2 separate regions of the Homo sapiens genome follow, and region 2 is linked to region 1. A link is an interaction called in ENCODE POLR2A ChIA-PET data of the cell type or tissue named here. Cell type or tissue: MCF 10A. All regions are shown on one strand. Each heading gives the region's core, and the rest is flanking DNA. Links, peaks and the distances in the headings are about the cores only.

Region 1 (10,312 bases), core at 3,064-7,063:
TCAGGTGAGCCGTGGCTGCTTGGGTCATTCCCCATAAGCGCAGGGCTCGGCTCAGTCACACAGGCCCCTGGACCAGACCCCCGGCAGAGCCAACGCCACGGGCACCCCACAAGGCCCTATCGGACGCAGAGCCTGCTGCTGCCGAGGATGGAGCGTCCTCCCAGCCCTCCCTCGAGGTACTGGCTGCTGGAGGCCCACCCTGGGGGTGGGGGCTGGGGGCTGTGCTGTCCAGAGACCCCCTGCTGTGTCCCTGGCTTCATCCCCTCTATCTGTGGGCCTGCCCACGGGTGGCCGAGAGGAAGGGCTGATACACGGAATTGTGGATTTGCAGGTCCTGGAGTACTGCCCTTCTCCATCTGGGAAGAAAGCTTCCAGGCAGATGTTCCTTAGTGCAGTTACCGCCGGCTCTGATGGCTGATGCTGGCCCTGGCTTGTGGTCTGGGGTAGAAGCCGCCTAGGGACCTGGCTGAACGGAGAGAGCCCGGCCTGGGCCCAGCCCTGCATGGCTCTCCTCCACCTCCCAGGCTGGGGCGACAGTGATAGTCCGAGGGGGCCCGTCATCCCAGAGACCCCCCGTACCTCTGTGACCCTGAAGCTGGGGGCCTTTGCGCCCCTTTCCTGGGTGGAACTCTCCTCTCTGCCACAGAGTCCTTAGGGCCCTGGCAGGTCAGGGTCGTAGCTACCCGGGGTCTGTTGGGCGGGGCCAGGCATCCTCTCTGGCTCTTGTGACTTGATGACCAGAGACCACCCAGGAAGGATGATGGCTAGGGGCCTGGCCCCGCTGCCTCCCGACTGTGAGGTCTCAGTTTCCTCATCTGTATGTCCAGTAGCGGGGAGGTGAGCACACGGCACACGCCATCCTGGCTTTTGTGGGGGCCTCGGGGTTGGGGGGAGTTCCTGGCCGCCGAGGGCCCTGGCCCAGAGCTGCTGCATCTCATCTGCATGGAGCTGGTGGTTCCATTAGCAGCCAGGCCTCCGGGCAGCCCAGCTCTGCTTTCTGGCATTTTAAAAGTTTAATGCAAACCTGAGGGCTAAGCTGGTGCCACACCCAGCTCCCTGAGGCCCTGGCACATCCGGAGCTGGGCAGCCTCTACCCCCCAGGGTTAACCTCCGGGCCCCCTGCCGCCCCCTTGTCCTCCCTAGGGCCTCTTTTCTGAAGGTATAGGGTCAAAGCAAATCCTCCTGGAGCCTGCACCGTATGGGAAAGGGAAGGCGTTGCGCGGAGGTGGGCAAGGTCCACGGGGTAGCAGCCCCCAGACTGTATTCCTAACACCCCCTGTGCTCCTGCTGACTCCAGAGCACCTGGCACAGCAGGCCCGCCCCATCCCCACACCTTCTCACGCTCCAGGAGCGCCTTCGATTGACCTTTTAGGAGATGTCCTCACTTAACTAACTGCCAGGCAGTCTCCACCAGGGGCCGGGGCTCGGGGTAGAGGGACTCTCCCCTCCGCAGAACGTTTCCCGTGCCCCGCCTCTCTCCTTCCTCTACCACGTGTTTAATGGCTGTGCATTTGCTGAGGTCCAGAACCTCTTATTAGATTGGTGAAATTAAATCCTGCAAGATAATTTAATTTAATTTAATTTTTCTCGCCTCCCTTCCCCTTGCTGGTGGTGATCCTGCAGAAATTCAGTGCCGCATTCCTCTGGTTTGCTGTGCTGGGCTTAGAAAGTGCTTTACAATCTAGGGGTGGAGGGGGCAGGGTTTCTGGGGACTCTGGGCGAGGCCCTCAGACCATGGAGCTGCCTGGCTGGGCCCCAGGAAAAGGGCTCCTCCTGTTGGGCTGCCTGACTGGTCCCTGTCCCAGTCCTCTGGCCTGGGGGATGCTTTCAGGGGTCTTGTACCTGCCAGAGCCTCTGCTCCTGGGTACTTGATGCCAGGACCCAGGTGCCCTGGCCTGGCACCAACCTTGTAACCTGTGTCCTTGTGTGAATCCTGCCGGGACGACACTCAGGCAGGGGGGTCGTTCTGGAGACGCTGCCCCAACCCCTGTGTGCGCGTCTGGCTGCAGTTCCAGTGAGCCCCTGTCCTCCCCGCGGGCTCCTCTCACCCATCGGCAGGTTGCTGGGTATGGGGCTCATCATGGTGGGCAACCCCTAACCCCAGGGCAGGGCAGGCCTGGATCTCAGCCTTCCTCAAGTGAGGCTCTGCAGAGGAGAGACCCCCCACTCCGACACCACAGCCACCTGTATTTTCTTATTCCTGAGGGTGGCTTGTGGGCTCAGAGGAACCCAGCCTCCTCTGTGTGTCTGTGTGGGGTGGGGCACCGAAGGCTGGCACAGCTGCAGGGAGTGGACTCGGGCCTTGGGTCACCTGCAGAGGTTCTCCAAAGTGGGTTCTGTTCTGAAGGGCGTTTTGAGAGCAAGGGTCGTTGGTGCCACAACCCTGAGGATGGCTGGGGTAAACAAAGTTGGCGACCTCTGATTTTTTGCCTGGCTCTGCAGAACTTTCCATAAGTGAATGAGTGTGTTGAATCTCACCGAGAAGGGGAAACAATAGGAGGTGTTGCTTGGGAAGCAAAGTGGTGGGGAAACTGAGTCACTGGAGAATGTGCAGGGGAGGGTGGGGATGCCCTGATGTCTGAGAACCAGGCTTGGCCCCTGCCCTCCTGAGCAGACAGCTCTGCTCACGTCCCTGGGCCCACCTGGGCCCTCGGCCCCCTCCTCTCTGGGTGTAGCAGGAGGGTCAGCCCCCGTGTGTCTGCTTTCCTGGCCCTGGGGGCGTGAGCCAAGCCTTTATTTTATTCTTTTCTCCTAAAGTTCAGCTTTGTTCTTGAGCCTTCCAAGAAAGCAACCTAAAACCAGCTCCTGTCCGGCTCTCAGCAGGCTGGGGCGTGGGGCTGCAGCCTCACCGGTGCAGGTGGCCTGAGGACAAGCCAGCAAAAGCTCCAGTTGTCCTCGATCCCCAGGGACCACACGGCCCCATCACCTTCAAAGGGAATAATGGTCCCTTCTCTGGGAGAGCTGGTCTGTCCCCCAGCCCTGGGGCTCCAGCTCCTGAGGTGCGGACGCAGGCCGAACTGGGCTGGGCGTTAAGACGCCCACCTGGATGCCCAGCTGAGAGCTGCTCTCCTGCCCAGGTCACAGCAGGTTGCAGGCATCACCGGCTTTCTGTGTGTGAGGCTTCAGCCGCCGGCTTCACAAACATTGTTCCATTCACCCCCAGGAACCATCTGAGGGTAAATCATAACCCCAGTTCACAGCTCAGCGTCTGAGGCTGAGGTGTCCTTACAGGAAGTGGCTGGTGCCCACGGGACCTAGGATTTCAGCCTTGCCAACAGGCCAGGACCCTCTTGCTGCTGGAAGGGACAGGCTGAGAGCCTACATTGTCCCTTGCTGTCTGTGTCAGCCCTGGCTGCTGCCCTACCCAGCCCAGGTACTTGGGACCCCCAGGAACCGGTGCGCCGTGCTGGCCTCTGCCTGTCCCCTCTTTTGGTACAAAAGCCCCTGTATGACTCAGACATCCCTACCCCCCCGTCCTTGGGGCGAAGTTGCCCACAACAGAAGCCACGGGCTCTCTGGGAGGCTCCTGGTGGTGGGCGCAGTGGGTCTGTGAAGGGAGCTGTCTAGGGGCCTCTGCCCTCTGTGCTGTGTTGCACAGGCCCCTCTCTTGTACCCCCCTGCCCGGGTTGTGTCCAGCATTCAGCCCTTGCCGAGCTTATGAGGGCACTTGGCAGACTTCCTGGATGAGGCAGAAACTAAGTGGGGACCTGAGGGTGGAGGGTGTGGCGGGGAGGGTGACAGCTGGGCCCTGTGTCTCCTGGCCCGGTGGAGCCCAGCTCATCAGCATGGCCGAGTGGGGACGTTTCTGTAAACGCCCCCATCCCAGTCTCCTTGAGTTGTCACCAGCCCCTTGTAGGAGGCAGAAAACACTAGGCACGAAGCCACCTCCACGGGCCTTTGCCGGCAGCTTCCCCGCACCTGGATCTCTTCCCGTCCCCATTCAGTGGCTTTTTGTCTGGTCTGGAGAAGCTGAGCCCATGGTGTGTGACTAGGGAGGAGCCAGATGGCCCTCTCTCTGGTCTCCGGATGCCTCAGAGGGGCGCCGGGAGTGAGGGGCAGGGCTGTGTCGCCTTGCCTCCCACCAGGCCTGTTCGGGCCTCCTCCGCATCCTGCTGCCAGGGTTACCCCGAGGGTGGTGGAGGCAGCTGGCCAAGCAGGAGGGGGCTCACCTCAAGGCCTCGAGCCTGGACCCTGCCCCTTCTTTTGGGTGGAATGTGCTCTTCCTGGGGGTCACAGCCAGTGGCAGGGAAACTGAGGCTGGGCAGTCCAGAGGTCAGCCTCAGGGCCCCACGCAGAGAGGCTGGTATGAGCCCAGGATGAAGTACACATTCTCTGGAGGGGTCCCGGGGCCACCACAAGTCCTGCACAGCAGCAGCCCCTTCCCAGGAAAAGGCTCAATAACAGCCAGACGCTGCAGACCCCCTTGGGCAGGAGGTGCAGCCTGTGTGGCCGCAGCCAGGAGTGTGCGGGAGGAGCGAGGCGGCCGCTTTGCCCTCTGCTGGGACCTCTCAGGCGGGGCTGCCCCTTCCGGCTCCTGGTTGCCCGGCCACAAAGTCGCTCTTTTCTTAAAGTGCCAGGAGGGCGCTGGGAGTGGGATGGGGAGGGGTGCTGGGGCTGGACTCCCGGGCCTGCCGCCTGGGCAGAGGACACAGCTCTAAGGCCCCCAGGACCTGGGGTGCCGCCTCACCCACCCACTGCCTGCCGTTTCTGTGCCTCTCTTCACCCCCTGCTGTACCTCCCCTCCCCTTCCCTGGCTCCCCTAGCTGTCCTGACCCCCTCACCCCCTCCCCCTGGCGCCTCTGCCCATTCCCCACCCTCGCTGGAGGAGTTCAGCTCTGCCAGCTCTGCAGACTGTTTGGAATAGTTTAAATGCTTTGACACTGGGGCTGTCCTGGAAGGCCGGGAGGCAGTTTACTGGGTAATTCATATGCAAAACTGCACCATAAATTTCCAGGCTGTCTCAGTTGCCGTGGCACCGGGAAGCATTTCTCCACTACTGTACAGTATTTCTGCCATCTTTGTTTGCATTGCAGTGAGTCATCAAAAGTCTGTCTCGTACCAGCACCCGGGGCCGCGCATTCCTCTGGCACCAACACTCCACTGTTTTTAAAGCCGGGGCTGGGAGCTGGCATTTACTTCGGCTCCCAAATCAAAGGCGGCTATTCATTCCCGAGCCGCCGGAACGTTCGTCTGCATCCGGCCCCTTCATTGAGATGCGGTGCGCTGCCCGGGAGGGCCGGCCTGGGTGCAGCTGAGCTGCGGCCGCGAGCCCAGCGCCCAGGCGCTCTGCCCTCCTCCTCCTCCTCCTCCTCCACCATCTCCTCCTCCTCCTCCTCCTCCTCCTCCTCCTCCTTGCCGGCTCCCTGCGCCCTCCCCGCCCCAGGGCTCCCGCTCCGTTTGCTGCATTCGCGGAGCAGCTGGGCAGGCGGGCTGCGTGCGGGGAGCCTGTCCTGCCAGGCGGAGCGGGCAGTGCCGGCCGGCGGCCGCAGCGGCTGAAGGTAGGTCTTCCCGACCGGCCGGCAACTTCTCCGCAGCGGGGGCACTGCGGGCCGCCCCCGGCGCGCGTCCACCTGCCCAGCTCCCGGCGCGGTGGCTCCGCCCTCCTCCCGCCACCCGGCGCCTCTGCGGCCGCCCGCACTTTCCTCCCGTGGGACACAGCGGCCTTTGTGCGGCCCTGCGGAGTTGGGCTGGCGCCTTCTGGGCCGCCCCCGCCCCCTCCGGAGTCCGCACCAGATAAACAGCGGCGCCCTCCCCAGCTCCCAGCCCCGGGGTCCGGGCAGCCCGGCGAGGGCTGGGACCCCTGTAGTCACCTGGGTTGGGGCCGGGCCGTCGGGATTGGCCCGCGTGGGGAGCGAGGCGAGCGGGGTGGGGGGCGTCCGCGAGTGGGGCTGCGACAGGCTTCCCAACTCCTGCCCTGGCGGCGGCTTGGGAACCTGGGTCTGGTCCGAGCCAGGAGAGCACGGGAGAACGGAGCGGGCGCGCCCAGGGTGGTCTCTCTGCGCGAGGGAGGAGTGGACGCGGCTTCAGCGGACTTCCCGGCACCCCCAGCCATTCCCTACCTGCCCGGGAGGCTCAGGGGGACTAGGGGACGCTGGCCCGCCTTCCCCGCAGGGGCCCTCTGCGAGGCTGCTCGGAGGGAAGAGAGGGAAAGCAAACCGCAAACTGCACAGCTCCAGAGACCCCCCTCCCTCCCTCCTTCCCCGCTGCTCCAGCGCGGCCCCTCCCGGGAGCTCCTGTGCGGGCTGGAACTTTTTTGAGGGGAGGAGAGTGGCTGCAGGTTTGCCCAGAGGCTCCCCCGGCGGCCCCCACCTCCTGTCCCGGGGCAGGTTCAGGCCTGCGCTCCTCCTCGCCTGCTGAGACCGAGTCGCTAAGAGCAGCCCCCTGGGAGTGGCGTGGGCGCACTCCTGCCGGGCAGCACCCCGGGGATCTGCAGCAGTGCTGGCCGGGCCCTCTTGCCCGTCTGCCAGGGGGTCTGGGAGACCCCGTGTCCCTTCTCTGGAGTGTCCCAGCCAGGAGGGGCGGGGGAGGGCGCGTGCGGAAGGCTCGCTCTTTGTAAGCCCCCGGCGGGGGAGGAGGGGGTGGGAACGGCCCCTTGAGCGGGGAGCCCGTGACCTGGAGGAACTGACCACGTGCCTCCTGCCCCCCACAGATGAGCCCCGCTAGGGCCGCCCCGCGCTGAGAGCCCAGCCCCGCCGCTGCCCGCCCGCCATGTCTCAGATGCTGCACATCGAGATCCCCAACTTCGGGAACACAGTGCTGGGCTGCCTGAACGAGCAGCGCCTGCTGGGCCTCTACTGCGATGTGTCCATCGTGGTCAAGGGCCAGGCCTTCAAGGCCCACCGGGCGGTGCTGGCCGCCAGCAGCCTCTACTTCCGCGACCTGTTCAGCGGCAACAGCAAGAGCGCCTTCGAGCTGCCCGGCTCCGTGCCGCCCGCCTGCTTCCAGCAGATCCTGTCCTTCTGCTACACGGGCAGGCTCACCATGACGGCCAGCGAGCAGCTCGTGGTCATGTACACGGCCGGCTTCCTGCAGATCCAGCACATCGTGGAGCGCGGCACCGACCTCATGTTCAAGGTGAGCTCGCCCCACTGCGACTCGCAGACCGCTGTGATCGAGGACGCCGGCTCCGAGCCCCAGAGCCCCTGCAACCAGCTGCAGCCGGCCGCCGCCGCCGCGGCCCCCTACGTCGTGTCCCCCTCGGTGCCCATCCCGCTGCTGACCCGAGTAAAGCATGAAGCCATGGAGCTGCCGCCGGCCGGCCCAGGCCTGGCCCCCAAGCGCCCGCTGGAGACGGGGCCCCGGGACGGCGTGGCGGTGGCCGCGGGGGCTGCGGTGGCGGCGGGCACAGCCCCTCTCAAACTGCCCCGTGTCTCCTACTACGGGGTGCCCAGCCTGGCCACCCTCATCCCCGGCATCCAGCAGATGCCCTACCCCCAGGGGGAGCGGACCAGTCCAGGCGCCAGCAGCCTGCCCACCACCGACAGCCCCACCTCGTACCACAACGAGGAGGACGAGGAGGACGACGAGGCCTACGACACCATGGTGGAGGAGCAGTACGGCCAGATGTACATCAAGGCCTCCGGCAGCTATGCAGGTAACGCGGCGGGGTGGAGCCCCACACCACCTGGCTGGGAAGCGGGGCCTGCCTGGGACCCGGGTGGCTCAGGAGGCCACTGGGCCGGAGGCCTGCGGGGCCACAGGGGAGCCCCCCACCAAGCCTGGAGGAGGTGGCAGAGCTCTGTTCACCATGGGGTTCAGACTTGGTCCTGGATGAGACAAGAACTCCTAGGAGACTCTGCCAGCCTGTAGGAAGGGTCTTGTCTCCACTGGATAGATGAGGAAACGCAGGTGTCCCGTGGCCCAGGGACCTGCCCCAGGGTTCACGTTCCCCGTCTGTGAAGGGCCTGGCGCCACGCGGTGTACGGGAGGACCCGCCTACTTCCCCTTTAACCTCAGTCTGCGCCTCACCCGGCCAGGTCTAGAGAGTCCCCTGAACCCAGCCCCTTTGCCACCACCTCTCCAGGCCCCGCGCCAGGGATGGGCCAGGAAGCGCCCAGTGTGCTGAGCCGAGTGAGCAGTCGCTCCCCCTCCTCTCCGTTCCTTTCTTTCAAGGAGGGCTGCTCCCCGTCCTGGGCCCCACAAACCCAGGTTGCCCTAATTGGAGATTCCTGGTTACAGCCTCTGGAGACTGTTCAGGCTTTGCTGGGCAGAGTCCCACAGTTGGTGCCCAGGATCGGGTGTCCCTGCAACCTGACTGTGTGTCTGGGCTGGCCACCTGGCTGGTCTGCATGCAGGGCCTGTGTGCAGCGGCCTGGGCCTGGGTGCGGGTGCATAATGCCAGCCACGGGCAGGTGGTGGACCCCGAGGGGCAGTGTAGGGACTCTCTCCACCCCACCACGCATATCCCTGTGCCCTGATGGGACGCCCCCCTGCCCTTCCCCTCCTGCAGTGCTGGTTGGGGGCAGAGGGGGCCAGGACCACCCACCAGCTTGGACCCCTAGGCCAGCTGGGTCCCTGTGCAGCGTCTGTCACCACAGCCGGGACAGCAGGGTAACCACTGCTTTGGCCAACCTGGCTCCCTCTCCGCCTGCAGGAGAAGCCACTGCCTTGCCAGCAGGTGCTCTGGGCTCCGTGGTGTCTTCCTGAGAACTCCGCACTTGGTTTAAATGTATATTGCTGTGTTTGCATGAATCCCACAGAATGCCAGCTCACAGGCCACCTCGATCTGGGCTTCACAGCTTTTGTTTTCTTTTAGTGGTAGGGGGTAGGGCTTGATTTGTCCTGAGACTGGGAGCTTTGCTAGCTACGGAATTGGCCCTTCCTGAGGGCAGAGCACACCGGGCTCCGGCTCACCACAGAGGCCGTACAGGATGTCAGTGCTTGTGGACCCGGCTGGCTGAGGCCTCCGGGGAATCCGCCCCATGTGCGCTTTCCCTCTGCCCCTGCTGACAGCCACCCCAGGGAAGGCAGGGGACCAGCCAGAGGCTGCTGGGGAAGGCTCCCAAGGCCCACCCAGGGCCCCTGTTGGGAAGGAGCTCTGTCCATGGGCTCCAGTCCCAGGGCAGAACCCCAGACAGGCTGGGCACCCCTACAGTCCCTGAGGACATCCCCCATTGATGGCAGCCAGACAGTGCCCTGCCGACAATGGCAGCCAGACAGGGCCCTGCCGACGGGTTGCCGACGGGTCAGGGAGCTGCACCATGGAGATGGAAACAGACCCATCGTATCCAAACATCTTCCCAGGGTCCTCCCTGCACAGCCCCCTGCTGCTCCAATGTGACCTTGGGCCTTGGTGTGTTTGGGGTGATGGGAGCCAGGGCTGGGTGTCGGGTTTGCTGGGAGCACGGTGAAGCCTCGTGACTTGTCCCATGCATCTGCCCCTGGGTGCTGGGTCAGCCTTAAGCCCTCACATCGCCTGGACTTCGTGAGCTAGAAGCCCTCACGCCCACCTGCCTTGATGGGTTTTTGGGGAGTCAGCAGGACCGCAGCCAGGAAGCGGCTCTGTGGAGTCCCGGATGTGTGTTGGGTGGGGACGGGAGGCAGCTGCTCTGGTGAGTCCTTCCCTCCAACTCCCCCGTACTCAGACCACACGAGGTACAGTCCCATTGGGGCTGAGGGGTGGGGACACCCTCAAGGCCATGTTCCTGCAGGGCTTTGTCCAGGCCGCAGGTGCTGCGCGGCATTCTCTGCCTTTGCACGGGTGTCGCTGATGCCAGCGAGGTGGAAAGTGGGCGGCTGGGAGGCCAGGCCTGCTCCCGCCCACCTACCATACAGTTTGGCTCTGGATGCCACAGTCTGGGTTTCTTGTCATGGTTTTTCTGTTCGGCAAGCCCATAAGTGGGGCAGAGAAAGGGGGTGTGTGATTTCTTGGTTAAAATCTAGGTTACTGGCTGTGACGTTGCTGGCGTCGCTGGGTGTGCTGGGTTGGCGGTGCCATGGGGGGAGCAGGTAGAGGGAGGGGCCGTCGCCTGACCTGGAGCTGCCCCTGGGTGCTAGCTCCCCGTGCCCTCCGTGTCCCGGGCTCGTCCGGGGAACGTCCTCACACCCACGCAGGAGGCTGGCTGCTGCCCTCGCCAGGCCGTGCAGGAGTGGAGGCAGGTAGCTGTCTCTCTGGGCTGGTAGGACTAGCGTGTTCTAAGGTCCCTGCAGGCTGAGCTCCTCCTCCTCCCTGGCCTCAGTCTCCCTACCTGTTGAGTGAGAGGCGGGCCTGAGCGATTGCCGAGGGTCCCGGAGCTGCACCTTGGTGTGTGGTAATGCGTGTGCCTGTTCCACCCTCTCTCGCGTTAAGAACCATGGACAGTTTGTCCTGTAG
Region 2 (6,551 bases), core at 2,552-6,551, 61 kb before region 1:
CGAGGATCCTGCAGGAAAGAGCCACTCTTGCCCCTTCCCATCCGTTTTGGCATTGACCACTTCCGGGGGCCTCCCCTGGCCACTGTCCCCAAGGCCCCCTTTCCCCAGTGCTGCCCTAGAACAAGCACTTTGGCTTCCCCAGGTGGTGGGCCCCTTGGAAGTATCCTTGGGAGGGTTTGTGGAAAAGAGCCCAGGAGTGCCTGCAGATCCCGCCCTGGACTCCATTTTCCCGTAGTCCTGGTGCTGGAGTTTGTGTCCACTTTCGCCAGCTGATTGCCTGGGGAGGGATCCGCATGGTGTCCTCATACTGACGTGGGTTTTGCGGCTCTCCCCGCAGGCCGACGCCTCCCCCCAGGGTCAGCTGCGGGCTCCCAGGCCTAGGCGCCCATGACCCCTACGCCAACAGCCGCCTGGACACCGCCGCCGCCACTGCGACCTAGCGCCGCCGCCGCCGGGGCCCAATGCCGGTCATGCCCATTCCGCGGCGGGTGCGCTCCTTCCACGGCCCGCACACCACCTGCCTGCATGCGGCCTGCGGGCCCGTGCGCGCCTCCCACCTGGCCCGCACCAAGTACAACAACTTCGACGTGTACATCAAGACGCGCTGGCTGTACGGCTTCATCCGCTTCCTACTCTACTTTAGCTGCAGCCTGTTCACTGCGGCGCTCTGGGGTGCGCTGGCCGCCCTCTTCTGCCTACAGTACCTGGGCGTTCGCGTCCTGCTGCGCTTCCAGCGCAAGCTGTCGGTGCTGCTGCTGCTGCTGGGCCGCCGGCGCGTGGACTTCCGCCTGGTGAACGAGCTGCTCGTCTATGGCATCCACGTCACCATGCTGCTGGTCGGGGGCCTGGGCTGGTGCTTCATGGTCTTCGTGGACATGTGAGGGCCGTGGGTGCGAGCTTGATGTATCGTCCCGGCCTGTGGCTGTGTTCTCTCCATGGGTGGGGTCGGCCAGCGCCTTCCCTTCGCCCATCCCCCAGGCAGTCGCTGCTGCCCGGCGCCCACGGAGAGAAAAGAAAGGGCTGAGACTTCTGTGATGGGGGCGCGGACACCACCCCTAGGCTGGCTTCCTGGACCCACCCTCCCCGTATGCACTCTCAGGGGCAGCGCCCACCTGCCGGTGGCTCCTGCTCACATGTCTTCGGGTCGTACTGCGGGGTGGGCCCTCCGTTCCGCCTCTCTGTGGGCCTCTCTCCAGGACCACAGCTGCCAGGGACTTTAGACATCACCCTGGGAGGCCCCTGGACACAGAGGGCTGTGTGCCCAGGAGCAATTCCGGAGGGGGGCCCTCCTGGCTGCACAGCCCCTTCTGCGTGCCCTGGCCCCAGCCCCAGCCAACGGGACACGGAAGGCTCCCCTCGCTGACACACCACACTGCCACAAAGCTGCTTACTCTGCCCTGGGCCGCCTGAGGCCTGGCACTGCCCGCGGACCACCCTGTGTGTGTCATCCTGAGGGGCTGTGTGGGTCCTGAGTCCCCAGCCAGCCTTCAGGGTCCCCTTGGATTGTGTAGATGCAGTCTAGCGGGGGGCCGGAGAAGGGCTCAGGTGGGAGGGGCCTCAGCAGGCTCCCAGCTCAGGGGCTGGCCTGGGGGGAACCCTGGGAGCCAGGGGCTGACTCCAGCAACACTGGCCTGTCTGCCTGTTCTGGGAGGGCTGTGAGGATGTCTTGCAGATGCTCTGGATTTCTGCGGAGGCACCTCCATTCCTTTCTGGCTTTTTTTGCGGGGGAGGGCTTTGGGCCTCTTTCTTTGAGGGAACACCGTCAAAGAAAGCCTGGGAGATCGAGGCTTCAGTGAGCCAGGATGGAAACGCGTGTCCCAAGTGTCCGGAGCAGGCGGCAGAGGCCTCAGTGCGGCAAACACAGCCCCAGAGCCTGTGTGGCACCAGCAGCATCTTAGAGCCCCAGGTATATGCTGAGATCTTATCTCACGCTGTCCTCCAGTGTCTGGGGGGCCCAAATGATGGCACAGGGGCAGGTGGGCTGGAGGGGCGCAGATGCCTGTGTTCAGGGAGGGTGGCCACCATGGGCCGAGGTCTCACCCAGGACCCCTTGCTCTGCTCCTCAGCCTTGCAGTCACGGCAGCACTATGGTGGACTGCCCATGGCCGTGTGACTTTGGGGGCAAGTGGGAGGGCGCCCTGAATAATGATTGCAAGGACAACAGGCAGAGGCTACCCTAGAGCAGGACACAGGGTGTGGTACTGACAACCCTAGTGTCACCTCAAATCCATGTCCCCACACTCTGGGCATGGGTGGGACTTGTGACCCTACCCTGTCAGGCGGACCAGTGGCCCAGGAGCCATGAGGACAGTTGTGTGCCACTGGAAGAGAAACTTTTTGAAAAACCCTAAATCAGGTAGAGAAAGCAAAAAATCTCTGGCCGTAAACCGTGCTCTCTAATTTATCGGCAGCTTCTGTGGATGACCTCTGATGAGCCCGGGCTGCGTCCACGCCCTGGGCAGGTAGGCGGGAGCTTCCCTGCGTGGGCCTCATTTCTTGCTGCAGAGAATCTTTTGCACTAAGTCATGCTGTTTCCTCAAAGAAGCTTTGTTTTTTGTTAACGTATTACTCAGAGTCACCCAAGCCTCTTGGCTGAGGGTGAAGGTGGGACGGGAGGCGGGAGGGGGCTGGTGGTGCCGCTCGTGCGGTGTCAACGCTGCAGGGAGTTGTGGCACCTTGGTGCCCTCTGAGCACCTGGCCGCCTGCTGTCCCCGGTGCCTGTGAAATTCGTCATGCCATGACCCACCTGCATTAAACCTATTTTTTTAATGTGTTGATGGAGTGATTGCTTAAAGTTCAATTGTTTTATTCCGTTTTGAAGGACATAATAATCACCCAGAGCACCATAGAAATCATCTTGTGTAAGATGGGAAAGTTTTCCCAAACACTTGTTGCCGTGCTGGGGAAGGAGCCCCTGAGGCCAGGGTTCTCCTTATGGGAAGCTGCCCTGGGGAGATAGCCTAGCTGACAGGCAAAGATTTGTCAGCAGGGCAGTCACCGGGACACTGCTGTGCAGGCCGGTGGAGGTTGCATTCGGCTGACTGGCCCGTTCAGAGTTTTTTTTTTTTTTTTCAGATGGAGTTTTGCTCATGTCAGCCGGGCTGGAGTGCATTGACACGATCTCAGCTCACTGCAACCTCCACCTCCCGGGTTCAAGTGATTCTTGTGTCTCAGCCTCCCAAGTAGCTGGGATTACAGGCGCCCACCACCACGCCCGGATCATTTTTGTATTTTTAGTAGAGATGGAGTTGCGCCATGTTGGCCGGGCTGGTCTTGAACTCCTGACCTCAGGTGATTCACCTGCCTCAGCCTCCCAAAGTGCTGGGATTCCAGGCGTGAGCCCCTCCACCCAGCCTAGTTCAGAGTCTTAAAGCTGAGGTGGTGTTTCCGACGCTGCTGAAAGGAAAGAGGCCTCAGGGCTGTGAGTAAGGACAGCCCGATCCACCTCGGGAAGATGCGCACACACGAAAAAAGGTTGGAAGAAAAATAAAACCAAAGTTCTTATTTATCCAAAAAAACCGTTTGAGGCCAGGTGCAGTGGCTCACGCCTGTAATCCCAGCACTTTGGGAAGCCAAGGCAGGAGGATCACTTGAGCCCAGGAGTTCAAGACCAGCCTGGGCAACATAGTGAGACCCCATCTCTACAGAAAATTTAAAAATGAGCTGGCCGTGGTGGTGTGCGCCTACGAGATCGAGGCTGCAGTGAGCCGTGATTGCACCACTGCACTCCAGCCTGGTGACAGAGTGAGACTCTGTCTCAAAAAAAAAAAAAAAAAGTTTGAAGATCGAGAGACATACTATTCATACTATTGTAGAATCTTTGCTTTGTAAAGGCTTTCTTAGTTTCTGTGAAGGGAGGAAGTTCACGTTTCTCATTTTTTCACTTGCAAAGGCTTCTAACAACGTGAAGATGACAACGATTTCCTCCCAGGCAGTCATTATGGCAAGAAAGTGTCACTTAAAGGGAAACCAGCCGGGTGCAGTGGCTCACACCTGTAATTCCAACACTTTGGGAGGCCAAGGCGGGAGGGTCGCTTGAACCCAGGAGTTCCAGATCAGCCTGGGCAGCAGGGAGACCCCATCTCTACAAAAAAATATTTTCAAATGAGTCAGGTGTAGTGGTGCTCACCTCTAGTTCCAGCTACTCCGGAGGCTGAGTGGGCAGGATTGTTTGAGCCCAGGCCGGGGAGGGGTTGAGGCTACAGTGAACCATGATTTTGTCACTGCTCCACCCTTGGTGACAGAGCAAGACCCCTTCTCAAGAAAATAAAGGAAAACTCTGGATTCCATTACGTAACAACCTATCCATTGTAGAGTTTTGTGGAACTGTTTCACCAAACTGCTGGGGTTTTGTTTTTGATGGCAGAGTTTGTGAAATCCTTACAAAAATGTTTGCCCCTGAAAAGCTTAGGAGGGTGACACTTGTTTTACCAAACCTAGGGCTGAAGCTTGGTGTGGAGCACTGCTTCCCAGACCAGCCTTCTGATCCGAAGGTCTGGGGGCTCTGTGTGCCCCACAGGGGGTGCCAGGCCACAGCCGAGTCCTGAGGTGGGCTCAGGGCCTGGACACGCAGCCTTACCTGTGCACACAAAGCCGGGGCAGTTAGCAAACGGGCCGTCTGAGGCTCGGCCTGGGAGAGCTGCCTGGTCTTGTTGTTTTGCCAGGTGTGGGCGAAGGTGGCTATGCCTTTGACTGTGGTCACACCCGGCCACGCACCACACCAGAGAGGCTGCACAAGGGCTCCTGCCTTCCCTGGGGGCTTCCCTGGCCTTCCCCGCCTGGCTTCACTCTGGTTTTCAGTGGATTTGGCATGTTTTCTGCTGTTCCCTGCCTGGGCCATCTCCATCTGATAGAACTCCCCGCGACAGTGGCAACGCCTCATCCACACTGTCGTGTACAGGAGCCACCAGCCCATGGGACCACTGAGTACAGGGACAGGCGCCACAGTGACCACTGAATGTCTCATCAGACCCAAGGAAGCAGTTCCCACAGAAGGAGCCACTCAGCTGGATTATAACAAGGGCTTTTTTTTTTCTTTCCGTTTTTCCATTTTTTATTTTTTTTCAGAGATGGGGTCTCGCTCTGTTGCCAAAGCTGCAGTGGCCACGATCACGGCTCACTGCAGCCTCGACCTCCTAGGCTCAGGCCATTCCCCGGGCAGAGGCATGTCACAGGCTCCAAGAGCCAAGGAGCTTCCCCATGGCCACAGTGTGTTCCTTGCGGGAGCCCCGCTAACCCGGCTCCTCTGGGGGGGGCTGAAGAGCCCTGTGGGGGATCTGAGGGGCGGTGGAGCTGCTTACGACCGCTCCCCAGCAGACCTGCCATCCTCGGGCTGTATTAACCAGGCGTTTCCCCTGTTTGACAGGTTCTGTTTTCAAAGTTGTTCTCCCCTTGAGGTCCCAGATGACCGGCTGAGCTGTGCAAGGGCCACGGCTCCAAGGAAGGCCGGAGCTACTTGGAGGTTGTCCCCAGGCCCTTTGTCCACAGTGACAGACACCCAGACCAGACCATGCTGCAGTGACTGGTAAGGGTGCCACCCAGAGAGGGATCTCCAGGGACCGCCGATGGTGCTGTATGTCTGGGGCTGTCTGTCTTGGGCCTCCTGGGCCCTCCCAGCAGCAGCTGTGTTTCTGCTGGGTGGGGAGACGTGCCAGGACCACTGCTGGGGGACCAGCGCTTTCCACGGACACGTCACATTTAGAACAGCCTGATTTGCTGGTGGTGGGCTCCACATGTCTGAAAACACAGGAGTGACCTGCAGGCCTGGAGGCTTCCAGAAGCTTCCAGCAGTGGTGAGGAGTCGAGGACTGGGAAGGTGTTGAGACAGAACCTAAGCATGTGGCCGCTGCGGCTTCCTGCAGAGATCTCAGGCAGCGCGCAGCCGCTTCGGAGGGAGTTGGGAGCCGGTTAGGAGACAGGATCCATCCTTACGAGGCGGCTGGTCCATACAGCGGTTCCCCTCCCACTGCAAGTGGCCTCGGTTGCCTGCGAAGGAGGGAAGTGGCCCCGGGGACTCAGGGTGGCGGCCGGACCTGAGTGAGCTGGGAAGGACAGGTGTGGGCAGGGAGGGCCGCTGGCTGCTCCTGGGGACGGTGGGAAGTGGAGGTAGCTGCAGACTGGCCTGGAGGTCAGGAACGTGCCGGGAAGGTTCTGGAATCAGAGCTGCCCGGCGCTGGCTGGATGAGAGGCCCCCAGTGACAGCAGTGGGTTTGGGAGTCATGGGTTTGGCAGTGAGGAGCCTGGCACCAGAGGTCAGTGTTCGGCCTGGGGGATGGGGGAGGGTGGGCGGCCCTGGACCAATCCCTGAGCCTGGACCACAGAGAAGGTGTCCAGCCCAAGGCAGGCGCGAAGCTGAGGGGGAGCTGGGCGGGCCGGGGAGGGAGGAATCAGAGGGGCTCTGGGGAGGGCGGCCCCTGGGTGGAGACGGGTGGGAGGGAGGCCTGGAGGTGGGGAGCGGCTCCATCTCAGGCTGAACAGAGTGCTGAGTCAGGAAGTCACAGCCGGGCGCGGGGTGTGGAGGAAGCCACCAAAGCCAGCCCGGGGCTGTTGAC

What was found. Peaks named below come from ENCODE experiments on the same cell type or tissue, not always from the same donor. Only the 100,000 strongest peaks of a DNase experiment are listed, where the experiment ranks them.
Region 2: POLR2A ChIA-PET joins it to region 1 with 6 read pairs; 11 of 35 experiments call an interaction of 5 or more read pairs at or near these places.

Annotation. Positions count from the first base shown.
Region 1 is chr9:136,046,918-136,057,229 of GRCh38, reverse strand. NACC2 (NACC family member 2) reads left to right here. Exons shown (of 6, transcript NM_144653.5): 2 at 6,650-7,594. The coding sequence starts at 6,709. Among named protein-coding and RNA genes, the nearest start is that of NACC2, 43 kb to the left of the region's middle. RefSeq lists enhancers at 1-196, 197-796, 797-1,397, 5,509-6,085. In MCF 10A, for the core only: no CTCF peak of the experiment used is centred there; a DNase peak (open chromatin) is centred at 5,039.
Region 2 is chr9:136,110,811-136,117,361 of GRCh38, reverse strand. TMEM250 (transmembrane protein 250) reads left to right here. Exons shown (of 2, transcript NM_152833.3): 2 at 338-2,773. The coding sequence starts at 462. The coding sequence ends at 881. Among named protein-coding and RNA genes, the nearest start is that of LINC02846, 4.6 kb to the right of the region's middle. RefSeq lists enhancers at 1-541, 6,216-6,551. In MCF 10A, for the core only: no CTCF peak of the experiment used is centred there; no DNase peak of the experiment used is centred there.